4 separate regions of the Homo sapiens genome follow, and all the other regions are linked to region 1. The links are chromatin contacts, found by Hi-C or POLR2A ChIA-PET in ENCODE. All regions are on one chromosome and are shown on one strand. Each heading gives the region's core, a stretch centred on a gene start or an enhancer-like site at or near the end of the contact. The rest is flanking DNA. Distances are from core to core; before and after follow the strand shown. Region 1 holds the start of NCL (nucleolin). Region 2 has its middle 27 kb from the start of NMUR1. Region 3 overlaps ARMC9 (armadillo repeat containing 9). Region 4 holds the start of NMUR1 (neuromedin U receptor 1).

Region 1 (2,899 bases), core at 282-2,781:
TCGCTCTTGTTCCTCAGGCTGGAGTTCAATGACGCGATCTCGGCTCACTGCAACCTCCGCCTCCTGGGCTCAAGCGATCCTCTCACCTCAGCCTCCCGAGTAGCTGGGACTCCAGGCGAGCGCCACCATGCCCGCTAATTATTTTTTGTGTGGAGACAGGGTCGCATTATATTACCCAGGCCGGTCTCAAGTTCCTGGACTCAAGCGATCCTCCTGCATCAGCCTCCCAAAGTACTGGGATTACAGGCATGAGCCATCGCACCCGGCCTTAACAAATGCTTTTCTTTCTGAGACGGAGTCTCGCTCTGTCGCCCAGGCTGGAGTGCAGTGGGCGATCTCGGCTCACTGCAACCTCCGCCTCCCCGGTTCATGCGCCTCGGCCTCCCAAAATGCTGGGATTGCGGATCTGAGCCACCGCGCCCGGCCTGAGGTGATTTTTAACAAGTACAGCCGTAGCTGCAGATATCCTGGTTCTGTAGGAACAATGAGGTATGGATGGATCCATAGCTGGACCTATGGATGGGATGGATCCCCGGCAGGCCCTGGACGGAGGGAAATGCTCTGGTTTGCTAAGCCCGGCATCGAGTGAGACCCACCCACAAAGCTAACCGTGGAAGTCACTGGCGGCCTCCTTCGCCCTGCCGCCGGGGAACCCTGCCGGTGGCTCTCGACCTGCTCCCGGGCCATCTGGTGACACTGACTTCGCAGCCACCACCTTAATTGGCGCATTCGACCCAAATAATAACCAGGGAACCTGTGGGCGGTCAAAGGCCCGGCTCTGCGGTCGGCCCTCCCAGGCCCCTCTCCCTGCCCTGTGAGGCCAGAAAGTTACTTCTCCGAGGCCGTTCCCCATGTCGAGAAATATCTCCCGCTTGAGGTTCTGTGGGGTAGGGGAGGTTCGTGCATTTCTCACAGAAAACCTCGCACAGACCCGCGACTGCCTTTATTAACAGCTCTCAGGAGACTGCCTGCAGCCGGGGGGTGCCTCCGGCCCCATGCTCGCGGGCAAGCAGGGATAAGCTGTGCCTCCAAAAGGGCCAACGGGAACTCCGCGGTCCCTGAACTTCCGGTGCTGGCGGACTCCTCGCTCCAGGGCCACCAGGAGCCGCGGCGTGAGTGCGTGCCGGGACCGAGCGCGGGGTCTCTGAGGAACTCCAAGGCTGCCCAAGCCTACGGACCCAGCCACATTGGCGAACCGGAGACCGCCCGATTCCACCACCCCCGCGCTCCCCTCACAGCCGGCGCCAAAAACGCCAGTCCCACGACGCAGGCCGGGACCCGCGCGCCCACGGCCCAATCAGCGCGGACCTTGCACAAAGCGAGCCCCGCCCCCACGGCGCCGTTGCCAGCCCCTCCCCCTCCCGTGGCCGCCTCGGCCCGCCTACTCCCCGCCCCGCGCCGTTCACGGTTAGAGGCTCGCGATTGGCTCATGGGGACGGCCGCGAGCTTTGGTTGGTCGGCGCGGAGTCACGAGGGCGCCGTCGTCGCCTTTCCACAGGCGATTACTGGGCAGGCTCAGTCTTTCGCCTCAGTCTCGAGCTCTCGCTGGCCTTCGGGTGTACGTGCTCCGGGATCTTCAGCACCCGCGGCCGCCATCGCCGTCGCTTGGCTTCTTCTGGACTCATCTGCGCCACTTGTCCGCTTCACACTCCGCCGCCATCATGGTGAAGCTCGCGAAGGTAAACGGCCTTGAGCGCGAGCGCAGACGTGTAGGCCTGCTTTCCGAGGGGCGAGCGCGGCGCCGCGGGGAGGAGGGCCTGCGCGCAGTCCCGGGCGCGTTCTAGGGCGCCATGCTGCGGGAAGTCTCGCGCGATTAGTGGGGAGGTCTCGCGGCTTCTGGCTACTTGGTGGCGAGGTGAAGAGCTTCTGCAGGTGCTGGGGGCGGCGAACGCGGCGGGAAAGACAGAGTCACTGAGCGCGGGGAGGGGGCGCTGGGCCTCGGGGTGGAGAGATGAGACCAAACTTTTGCGACGCGTACGAGCTGGGACTCGACTCCTGACGCACGTGCCCGGGAGCGCGGCCTGCCACGTGGGCCGCGCCGCGTGGGTCCTGGAATCTCCAGAGGGACCGGGTGCCTTGGGCCGGGAAATGGCGGTATCGGCCCTAGTCGGAGTCCCGGCTGCGCTCGGATGTCTCCGCCCCGGCCTGGCAAGCCGACACGTGGTGGGCCCCGGAAGGTGGCTCTGCCGCGTGCCTTTTGCGCTGTGTTTCGGGCACGTGGTGGCCTACCAGGTACCCCCACGTGGCCGCGCCGCCTCTTTAAGGGGCGGGGTTGTCTCGCTGGGAAAGGCATAAGCTTCATGAGAAAATCAAGGTAGTCATTTTTTTAAGTGCCTTAATGATCTTCACCGTTAATTTGGATTCAGATGAGGGTGGTAGAATAAAGTACCGGGATTTGTAGTATTAAAACACGGTTGTGCTTAACTAAGGTAACGGGAGGAGAAATCATTTCCTCAGGTTGACTTTTTACCTTAGGGCAGGTTTTCTGTTGGTAAAGCCTGGGAGGAAAAATGTGGGCGGTTGAGAGTAGTCCCTCTTGCATTGCCATCAGGAGTAGTTTCTATGTTAGTTGTGGTGTTTGGCACTATGAGAAATGGATCTGAGGACGGAGATGATGGCGTATGAACACTAATGGCAAAATATGAATGGCCTGAAATGTCGAGGTGGAGGTGTAATGATCTATTTGTGTCCATTTTAGGCAGGTAAAAATCAAGGTGACCCCAAGAAAATGGCTCCTCCTCCAAAGGAGGTAGAAGAAGATAGTGAAGATGAGGAAATGTCAGAAGATGAAGAAGATGATAGCAGTGGAGAAGAGGTAATTTTATCCAACTTAATGCAGAATTATGTTAAAACTACAAAATGGAGAGTTAAGACATGAAATTGGATATCTGTGGCAAAA
Region 2 (2,899 bases), core at 216-2,715, 93 kb before region 1:
GGTGTGGTTGTAATTCTTCTTCATTCTAGACTGCAAGCCAAAGCAACAGCCCCCATGTGGGATACAGTCTTGTGGCCAAGGACAAGAGCAAGTGAGCAATGGCACTCAGTTTCTGCTCTGAAGGGGCACGGCTCATGTCCACACATGTGCCCTTGGCAAAGGCCATCATGGGATCAGTGGGGCTGGATGAATACTCCTTCCCCATAAGAGAGAAGGTGGACTCAGCTTTCAGGAAGGGGGAGTGAATGATTGGGAACAATAATACAATCTTCCACAGATGTTTCCATGTTTAAACGATCAGGGAAGAGCTGTTGATTTCTCATTTTCAATGTCATTAGAGCATATATATACTTTTTTTTTTCAGACAGGGTCTCCCTCTGTTGCCAGGCTAGATGGTGTGCGGTGGCACAATCTCAGCTCACCGCAACTTCTGCCTCCCAGGCTTAAGCGACCCTTCTGCTTCAGTCTCCCAAGAAGTTGAGACTACAGGCATGCACCACCATGCCCAGCTAATTTTTGTATTTTTTTTTTTTAGTAAAGTTAGGGTTTCACCATGTTGGCTAGGCTGGTCTCAAACTCCTGGGCTCGAGATCCGCCTGCCTCAGCCTCTCAAAGTGTTGGGATTATAGGCATGAGCCACTGTGCCCCGCCACATCTTATATAATTTTATGTATTTATTTATTATGTATTTATTTATCTTTACTTTTCTTTCTTTTTCTTGTTTTTTTTTTTTTTGAGACGGAGTCTTGCTCTGTCGCCCAGGCTGGAGTGCAGTGGCGCGATCTCAGCTTACTGCAAGCTTCGCCTCCTAGGTTCAAGCAATTCTCCTGCCTCAGCCTCCCATGTAGCTGGGAATACAGGCGCTGGCTGCCACACGCGGCTAATTTTTTTTTGTATTTTTAGTAGAGACAGGGTTTCACCATGTTGGTCAGGCTAGTCTCAAACTCCCAACCTCAGGTGATCCTCCCGCCTCAGCCTCCCAGAGTGTTGGGATTACAGGCGTGAGCCACCGTGCCCGGCTCAGGTAATGTTTTTTAAAGCCAAATAATTCTATAGGGCTTATTAAAAAAACAAAAACAAACAAAAAACCCAGCAGCTTCCTCCACCCAAATTACCACACCTCAACCAGTTGATAAGGAATTTTTTTCAGTCTTACTGTGTGCCAGGAATTGTGCTAATTTTCCCAAGTATATCACTTAATCTTTACACCTACCCCAGGAGGTAAATTATGAAATTTGGCTGAAGAAGCAACTTCTTACCATCAGGGGGCAGACTTGGGACAGGAACCCAGGACGCTGACTCCAGATGCAGAGAGCAAAACTTGAGCCTCAGCAGTTCTCAAGGCATGGTCCTAACCTAGCAGTAGAGTGTCGCTGGAGACTTCCTAGGCATGCGTGTTCTTGGGCCTGCCGCTGCCTGGCTGACTTGGGAACTCGGGCTGGGCCCAGCTGTCTGAGTTGCAATCAGCAGTGAGGAGACTCTGGGAGACACCAACGATTGACCACTGGGCTCTCCTTGACAGCCGGCTTTCCTTCCTGCCCAGGAAGGCACCCTGAGCCCCTTCCGTTTCCCCCTTTCCCTGACTTCAGTGACAGCCCCATCTGCCTGCTGGACGCAGATGAGAGCCACTGGAGATGCTGCCCTGCCCCTCCCAGCTTCAGGGACTACTCCAACTGCCCCAGCGCCTGTCTGCAGCATGGCCTCAGGGTGCTTGTGTGAGGGCCAGAGCCCCTCCCTCACAGTGAGTGGGGGTTCCTGGTCCGCAGTTGGGGTCTGTGTATTGGAGAATCCGGCGTCGGGCGGAGGTGGAATGTGATTCCGAGGGGAAGGTCTCAAGTCATGGGCGCTTCTGGACTAGAACGGGGAAAGCCTAGGGTGAGAGAGTTAGGAAAGGGGTCCCAGGCCAGGAGAGGAAGGAGCACCCACGGTCAGGTGGGAAACCCTCGGGACTGTCCTCCTGAGGGGTTTTTCTGAACAGACTGTGTGTGCCTCAATGGAGTGTCTTGGAAACAGCAGGAGAGGTGCCCACTCTCCTCCCTGCCTGAAGCCTGGTGGCCCCTCTGCCCTGGGACACTTGCTCTGGACTTTGAAGTTGGCTGGGCCCTCTTGGGTCTGTGTTCCCGGGAGACCATGAAGGACCTGGCCTGCTGGGTGGTCTAAGACCCGTTAAGACACAGGCCCAGGGCCTGGGGAATCCACCCAGCAACTGGGTTTGGAGCCGGGCCCTTCAGGGGCTTGCCGAGGAGGAGCAAAACCAGGACACCAGAGCCTGGGCTGATGGTCGAATTCATCCGGTCTAGATATCAGCTGTTTCAGATCGAGTCACTTCATTTGGTAACTGTACCCATTTCATTTGGTTCTCTCATGGGCATTCATTTAAAACATCACTTTCAGCCGGTTGCAGTGGCGCACACCTGTAATCCCAGCACTTTGGGAGGCCGAGGTGGGCGGATCACTTGAGGTCAGGAGTTTGAGACCAGCCTGGCCAAAATGGTGAAACCCTGTCTCTACTAAAATATGAAAAATTAGCTGGGCATGGTGGCACGTGCCTGTAATCCCAGCTACTCGGGAGGCTGAGGGAGGAGAATTGCTTGAACCCAGGAGGCAGAGATTGCAGTGACCCGAGATCGCACCGCTGCACTCCAGCCTGGAAGACAGAGCGAGACTCGGTCTCAAAAAAACAAAAACAAAAACAAAAAACAACATCACTTTTGAGCCAGACCTCTGGACCCTTGACCTTCCATGACCCCCTGGCCTGACCAAGCAGTGCCCCTGGTGTGTCTCTCATCTCTACCTCCAGCTAAGCTGGGTATTTATATTTTCCATCTAGGAAACAAGTGGAATAAATACCAAGCCTATGAATGTTAGAAATTTCCAAATTAAGTTCATTGCTGAGCTT
Region 3 (2,899 bases), core at 185-2,684, 94 kb after region 1:
TGGCGGGGCTGCGATGGCCTTGCTCTGGTGCTGCCTGGAGAGCCGGCCTCCCCTCAGCTCCCAGAGTCTTGTGGACAACTGTCCCTTCACATCCATCACCGGCAGCTGCTGCCAGCTGAGAGCGGGAAGCTGGCTGGTCCTCCGGCAACGTGATGGGGACACCCGGGGACATCCTTACTTCCTGTGAGACTGGCTGCCTGGAGAGAAAAGCCAGAGCAAGATGCCAGTGCTGTGTGGTCTCCGCACAGAATCCCCTCTGTCCCACTCAGTCCCTCTTTCAGCCGGCTCAGAAGCGAGGGAACCTTCCCTCTCCCAGGTCACCTGTTCTGTGGCCTGGGCTCGACTGGCGGGCCGGCTCTTTCCTCACAGGAAGCAGGCTGCTTGGTGCGGGTCACTCAGTCAGCTTTGCTGGCAACAGCTCACGTGTTTGTTGAGCCCACAGGACACACAACGCCCATGGCTGGCTGAGCTGTCCACACCGTGGCCACGCTATGCTGCTAGATGTGGGGCCAGGCCAGCCACCAGCTGCTGGTGTCACTGTTGCTATGACTGGGGATCCCTGCCCCAGTGGCACCTTCCTCCTGGCCGAGCCTCCCCTGGATTTGCTGCACCTCCTCTGCGCCTGACCTGGGCTGCGACTGGCTGGGCTGGGGTTTTGGGTGTGTTTCCCAGTGGGAAGTGGGAGGGGTCCCAACCTGGCTCCCCAGCCATGGCCATTACCCCCACTTCCAACCCAGCGTGTCCCCAGCTGACCAGAGCGCCCAGGGCCTGGCCAGGAAGGTAGTAGGGTGGGGCGGGCTGGGGGCGGCCAAAGAAATGCGCATATCCTAAGCGGGACTCCTTTCGTCCTGCCTGGCCTTTTGTTCTGTCCTTTTGTTTTCCCTGTGTTTTGGTAAAGCCCTCTAGAAAGGTTCAGCTCAGTTGGGGCGTGGAGGTGGAGGGGCTATCAATTGGCAGAGGCTGGAAGGGGACAGAGAAAGACAAAGAAGTGGTCCTTACAGTGAGCCTCAGGTGAGAGGGTGAGAGAGAGGCCCCAGGGAGAGAGTGGGGGCCCTTGGGCCCATCCCATCTTCAGGCCCTTCTGGCGGCCCCTCCATCCAGCCTGCGAGCAGACACCCGCTTCTGTTTGACCTGGGGGTGGCCTGACCGAGGCTGGGCCAGGCAGGGACACAGTGGCTGAACCAGGGGCTGGACCACCTCCCACCAGGGCAGGTCCGAGTTTCAGGGCCAACCCCGGGGCAGCAGGGCCAGCTCAGGGCCAACTCTGTGAGCTCCACAGAGGGAAGTGGGGAGGGGCTTCTCTCTCAGTGACCTGCCTGGAGGTCTCACTCCTCAGCTTGAGTTTGAGTCACTGAGGCCAAAGGGAATTTAATAGGAAGGAAGATTCATGCAGAACCGGTCCCTGGAGGAAAGGAAGCCACCTGCTGGGGCCTGGTTGTGTGGGGAAGGGAAGCAGGCCTTCTGCCCTTCTGGCCTGGCCTGGTACACACAGGAGCACGGGGCCAAATATAGCAGCAAAATGCCCTTCCCTGCAGGTTGGCGGGTGGCCAGGCTCCCACGCCAGTGGGGCCCAGGCTGACTTACTCGGCAGGCCCCTTGTGGAGGACGCTGTGGAGCCGGGGCGGCTGGCCTGCTGGGGGCCACACGAAGAGAACAGAGGGGCCAGAACTGACGCCTTTGCCTTGGGTGGGTTCCAGTCCAGCATCTCTGGAGTGCAGGGGGCCCGGGGCTTGCAGGTGAAGGCTGATGCACATTCCCTAGAACAAAACGTGCAACCTGGAGTCCCAGCTACTACAGCATTAGAAACCACAGGAGGGGCCGGGTGTGGTGGCTCCCGCCTATAATCCCAGCACTCTGAGAGGCCAAGGCGGACAAATCACCTGAAGTCAGGAGTTAGAGACCAGCCTGGCCAACATGGTGAAGCCCCGTCACTACTAAAAATTCAAAAATTAGCCGGGCGCGGTGGCGGGCACCTGTAATTCCAGCTCCTCAGGAGGCTGAGGCAGGAGAACCGCTTGAACCTGGGAGGAGGTTGCAGTGAGCCAAGACGGCACTGTTGCACTCCAGCCTGGGCGACAAGAGCAAAATTCTGTCTCAAAAAAAAAAAAAAAGAAACTGGCTGAGCATGGTGGCTCACGCCTGTAATCCAACACTTTGGGAGGCCGAGGCGGGCGGATCACCTGAGGTCAGGAGTTCGAGACCAGCCTGACCAATATGGTGAGACCCCCGTCTCTACTAAAAATACAAAAATTACCCAGGCATGGTGGCAGATGCCTGTAGTCCCAGCTAGTCAGGAGGCTGAGACAGGAGAATTGCTTGAACCTGGGAGGCAGAGGCTGCAGTGGGACAAGATCACGCCACTGCACTCCAGCCTGGGTGACAGAGTGAGACTCTGTCTCAAAAAAATAAAATAAAAAAAAAGAAAAAAAAGAAAGCACAGGAGGAAGGAGACGATGGGCATAAGGTGGGGAAATGCAGGCACCCATGGGCAAGAATCCCCATGCCATGGAGCCTTGGGTCCAGCCCCACCGCTCTCCAGATGGTGATTGCACGGGAGTTCCCTGACACCTTGGGAGCCTCAGTTTCCCTGCCTGTAAAATGTCTAAGGAACAGCTGTGAGAATTCAGTGAGGACATATCCTGGGCCCAGTTGTTAGCACCCCTTAGATGGAAGTATAGTTCTGGGAAGTAGGACTTGGGAGGAGACTGTGGGATTCTTTTGGTTTGATTTGTTTCTATATGCCTTTTTTTACATTGATAACATATCACTTTAATAATTAGAAAAATAGGCCGGGCGCGGTGGCTCATGCCTGTAATCCCAGCACTTTGGGAGGCCAAAGTGGGCAGATCACAAGGTCAGGAGTTCGCGACCAGCCTGGCCGGCATGGTGAAAACCCATC
Region 4 (2,899 bases), core at 184-2,683, 66 kb before region 1:
CATCCCCAAGCCCAGACAGTGACTTATGGAATTGGGGGGCAGTGGGGAGGAGGAGGGTGCAGGAAAGCGGGGGGAAGGAGGAGCCTCCAGTTGCCACTAAATGGTGACAATCCCACCCCACATTTCTTGAGTGTTGGCCATGTGCCAGCCCCTGTGCTGAATCTTGACGCTCAGTGTCTCATGTCACCTTCACAATAGTGGCGATGGTGGTTAGCCCATTCTACAGGAAGGGGAACTGAGGCACACAGAGCTTCTGAGCTCACGGTGGCCTCTCGGGGTCCTGTGGCTTTGTAACCTCTCCTGGTGCTCCTCAGTGTGATTCTGGGGCATGGGGCTCTCCAGAGGGCGTTTGTCAAACATGAGGATTTCTGGGCCTTGCCCAGGCTAAGGAGACAAAACTCTGGGCAAAGGCCCCGGAACCAGCATTTTACTCTGTGTGATCCGTCATTTCTAGGGTCCCTAGAAGTTTCTGATGAAACAGCTTCCAGCTAAGGAGCTGATTGCAGGACTAGGGAGTGGGAGCAGGTGAGGCACTGGGATTTGCATGTGGGCAGTGTGGGGGAGCAGGAGGCTGTGGCTGGGCATTCTTAACCCTTCCCTAAATTCCCTCCATCCTTGTCTATACCCCCACCCTTGGTACAGTGATGGGGGCAGAAGAACATTTGAACGGATAAGGGGGACAGTATTTGGGGCTGAGGACAATGGTGAGGAGAGGGTGGCCCAGGGAGGCAGGTGAGGAGTGGGGAGGTCCACCCCCAGGCTAGACTTTGGTGTGCTCTTTTTCAGAAGGCAGTGGGGGGGCCCCAAGGAAGGGTTTCGAGGGGGTGATGGTCGTTGGTGGCTGTGGGAGGATGGACTGGAGGGAGAATAGGGGGCTCTTGCCCAGTCCTGCAGGGCCGAGCGCCTGGACTCAGGGACTGGAGGCCCCGAAGGGAGCAGCGGGTGAGAGGGGCTGCGGAGGCTGCAATCATGGGCCTTGGGACAGAAGAAGAGGCCTGGAGCCTGGGAGGATGAACCGCACCGGGGCATGTCGACTTCAAGGGGCTGGTGGGCCGTCCCTGTCCTTGGAGGTGGGTCTGAATGGGGGGCAGGAGGAGCTGGAGGCCGCAGGGACACCGTGACGGCGTTAAGCTAAACTCAGCACGCTGGAGGGCGGGAATCACATGTGAGCCCCAGGTCTCTCGGGCTCCTCCTCTGCGGCTCTCTGAGGCTCAGTTTTCTCATCTGTAAAACGGGTTGTTGTGAGGGTTCCGTCAGATAACGCTGCTTGTGGAGGTGTCGCCTCCACGCTGCTTGTGGAGGTGTCGCCTCCAACGGCCGCGTCCTCCGCCAGTGCGGGAGGGGGCGCCGCCCGGGCTGCGGGGACTGCACTGCCCCCTGGCGGCGTTCCCGGCCGGACAGGCGGGGCGTCGGGGCGCGGGCTGGGGCCGCTGTCAGTCAGTCCACTGGCTCCCGCGCCGCGTCTGTGTCCGTCGCTCGGAGGGTGGAAGCCGGGGTCTCGCGGGCCGCGGGCCGCATGGTAGGTGCGCAGGCGCCGGCGTGGGCTAGGGCGCGGCAGCTGGGCCGGGGCTCGGTGCGGGCAGGGTCGTCCTAGGGCGGGAAGGGTCCGAGGGCTCCGTCGGGGTGCCCCCCGTCCCCGCCACCGGGGAGCCTCGCAACTTCTCGGGTCATTTGTGTCTTCCGGCCAGGGGCGCCGGGGGGCTGCGGGCTTGCGACCCTTCCTCGAGGACCAGGGCGCCTCCCTTGAACCCGGGCTGGCGCCTGCGCGTTCCCAACTGGTTCCCGAGGCTCCCGCGCTGCTGTGCAGCGGGGGTGAGGGCGGGCGGGAGGAAGGGTGTGGGGCTCAATAGAGGAGAGGGAACCCCAGAACTGGCAGTGCCAAGGGCGTCAAATATGGAGACTGAACAGTTCAGGTGACAGAAAACAGAAAAAAGAATCAACTTGTGGATGAAGCATTTGTAGTGTGTAGCCTTGACACTCCCTCACTTGACTCTCATAGTGACTGGGTCCCCAGAGCAAGGGGGTGATCCCCGTGCCCTTCCGTATGCCAGGCAGGCCCTGTGTTAATGTCTTTAATGGATTAAACTCCCTGGATCCTCCTAATAGGGAAACAGCCTCAGAGAGGTTACCTCGCTAAAGGTCACACAGCCTGGAACTGGGGAGGCTGGATTCGAATCCAGGCAGTTGCTTCCTGAGCGCTTGCTCTTGAAGACCCTGCAATACCAGGCATTGTGCCCATTTTACAGATGCCCAAACGAGTGCCTCATCTAGCATCATTGCTTGAAAGAGGAGACACCCAAGATCTGTCATTTACTCAAAGGTTCCAATAGATCATGAAATTTAAAATCAAAACCCCACGTGTTTTTTTTTTTTTAAATGTAGATTTTTACTTTTTCGTTGTTTGCTTTTTGTTTTTTTGAGACAAGGTCTTTCTCTGTTGCCCAGGCTGGAGTCCGGTGGCACAATCTCCGCTCACTGCAACCTCTGTCTCCTGGGTTCAAACAATTCTCCCGCCTCAGCCTCCCAAGTAGCTGGAATTACAGGCGTGTGCTACCACGCCCGGCTACTTTTTGTATTGTTAGTAGAGACGGGGTTTCACCATATTGGCCAGGCTGGTCTTGAACTCCTGATCTCAAGTGATCCGCCTGCCTCGACCAAAGTGTTGGGATTACAGGTGTGAGCCACTGCACCAAGCTTATTTTTACATCTCTGACTTGTGGATGGAAGAGTTTTTTCTTTCTCAGTGGTGCCTAAAATAATGGTCATCATAGCGCTAATGTCACCTTTGGCTTGATGAGTGAGGACAGAGCCAGCATTCCCTGAATGATCTTTCTGGGCATCTCTCCCCTCTGTTCCACAGACTCCTCTCTGCCTCAATTGCTCTGTCCTCCCTGGAGAC

The links. Hi-C counts contacts between places; a loop is a spot of excess contacts on that map. ChIA-PET counts read pairs that join two places held with the same protein, here RNA polymerase II (POLR2A). Pooled maps may share reads with other maps.
Region 2: a loop to region 1 is called in a map of IMR-90, with 13 times the contacts of the local background. The contact joins the enhancer-like site here to the promoter of NCL in region 1. A Hi-C loop is called at or near these places in 7 of 168 maps with a recorded cell type or tissue (GM12878, IMR-90, dorsolateral prefrontal cortex and 3 more), 12 of 37 single-sample maps with no recorded cell type and 18 of 50 pooled maps. POLR2A ChIA-PET finds 5 or more read pairs at or near these places in 31 of 52 experiments (AG04449, AG04450, B cell and 24 more).
Region 3: POLR2A ChIA-PET joins it to region 1 with 12 read pairs in WTC11. The contact joins the enhancer-like site here to the promoter of NCL in region 1. A Hi-C loop is called at or near these places in 3 of 50 pooled maps. POLR2A ChIA-PET finds 5 or more read pairs at or near these places in 17 of 52 experiments (AG04449, AG04450, GM10248 and 12 more).
Region 4: a pooled map shows a loop between it and region 1 (3-fold over the local background). The contact joins the promoter of NMUR1 here to the promoter of NCL in region 1. A Hi-C loop is called at or near these places in 1 of 168 maps with a recorded cell type or tissue (GM12878), 5 of 37 single-sample maps with no recorded cell type and 10 of 50 pooled maps. POLR2A ChIA-PET finds 5 or more read pairs at or near these places in 24 of 52 experiments (AG04450, CD4-positive, alpha-beta memory T cell, CD8-positive, alpha-beta T cell and 17 more).

The regions. Positions count from the first base shown.
Region 1 is chr2:231,463,116-231,466,014 of GRCh38, reverse strand. NCL (nucleolin) reads left to right here and starts at 1,531. Exons shown (of 14, transcript NM_005381.3): 1 at 1,531-1,679; 2 at 2,699-2,815. The coding sequence starts at 1,662. RefSeq lists enhancers at 977-1,076, 1,587-1,776, 1,122-1,791, 1,837-1,886, 1,792-2,463 and silencers at 1,207-1,556, 1,903-2,272.
Region 2 is chr2:231,556,442-231,559,340 of GRCh38, reverse strand. No RefSeq gene overlaps it. Among named protein-coding and RNA genes, the nearest start is that of NMUR1, 27 kb to the right of the region's middle. Within about 2 kb of position 1,465, at least 15 of the 41 ENCODE cell types and tissues checked have a DNase peak (open chromatin) inside an H3K27ac peak, as active enhancers do.
Region 3 is chr2:231,368,811-231,371,709 of GRCh38, reverse strand. It overlaps ARMC9 (armadillo repeat containing 9), which reads right to left. Exons shown (of 25, transcript NM_001352754.2): 24 at 1,585-1,757; 25 at 1-197. The coding sequence ends at 175. Among named protein-coding and RNA genes, the nearest start is that of MIR4777, 7.6 kb to the right of the region's middle. RefSeq lists enhancers at 77-724, 725-1,371, 1,372-2,019, 2,020-2,666. Within about 2 kb of position 1,434, at least 4 of the 41 ENCODE cell types and tissues checked have a DNase peak (open chromatin) inside an H3K27ac peak, as active enhancers do; they include PC-9, where a contact is called at or near this core.
Region 4 is chr2:231,528,979-231,531,877 of GRCh38, reverse strand. NMUR1 (neuromedin U receptor 1) reads left to right here and starts at 1,433. Exons shown (of 3, transcript NM_006056.5): 1 at 1,433-1,519; 2 at 2,861-2,899. The coding sequence starts at 1,517. RefSeq lists an enhancer at 1-481 and a silencer at 1,176-1,605.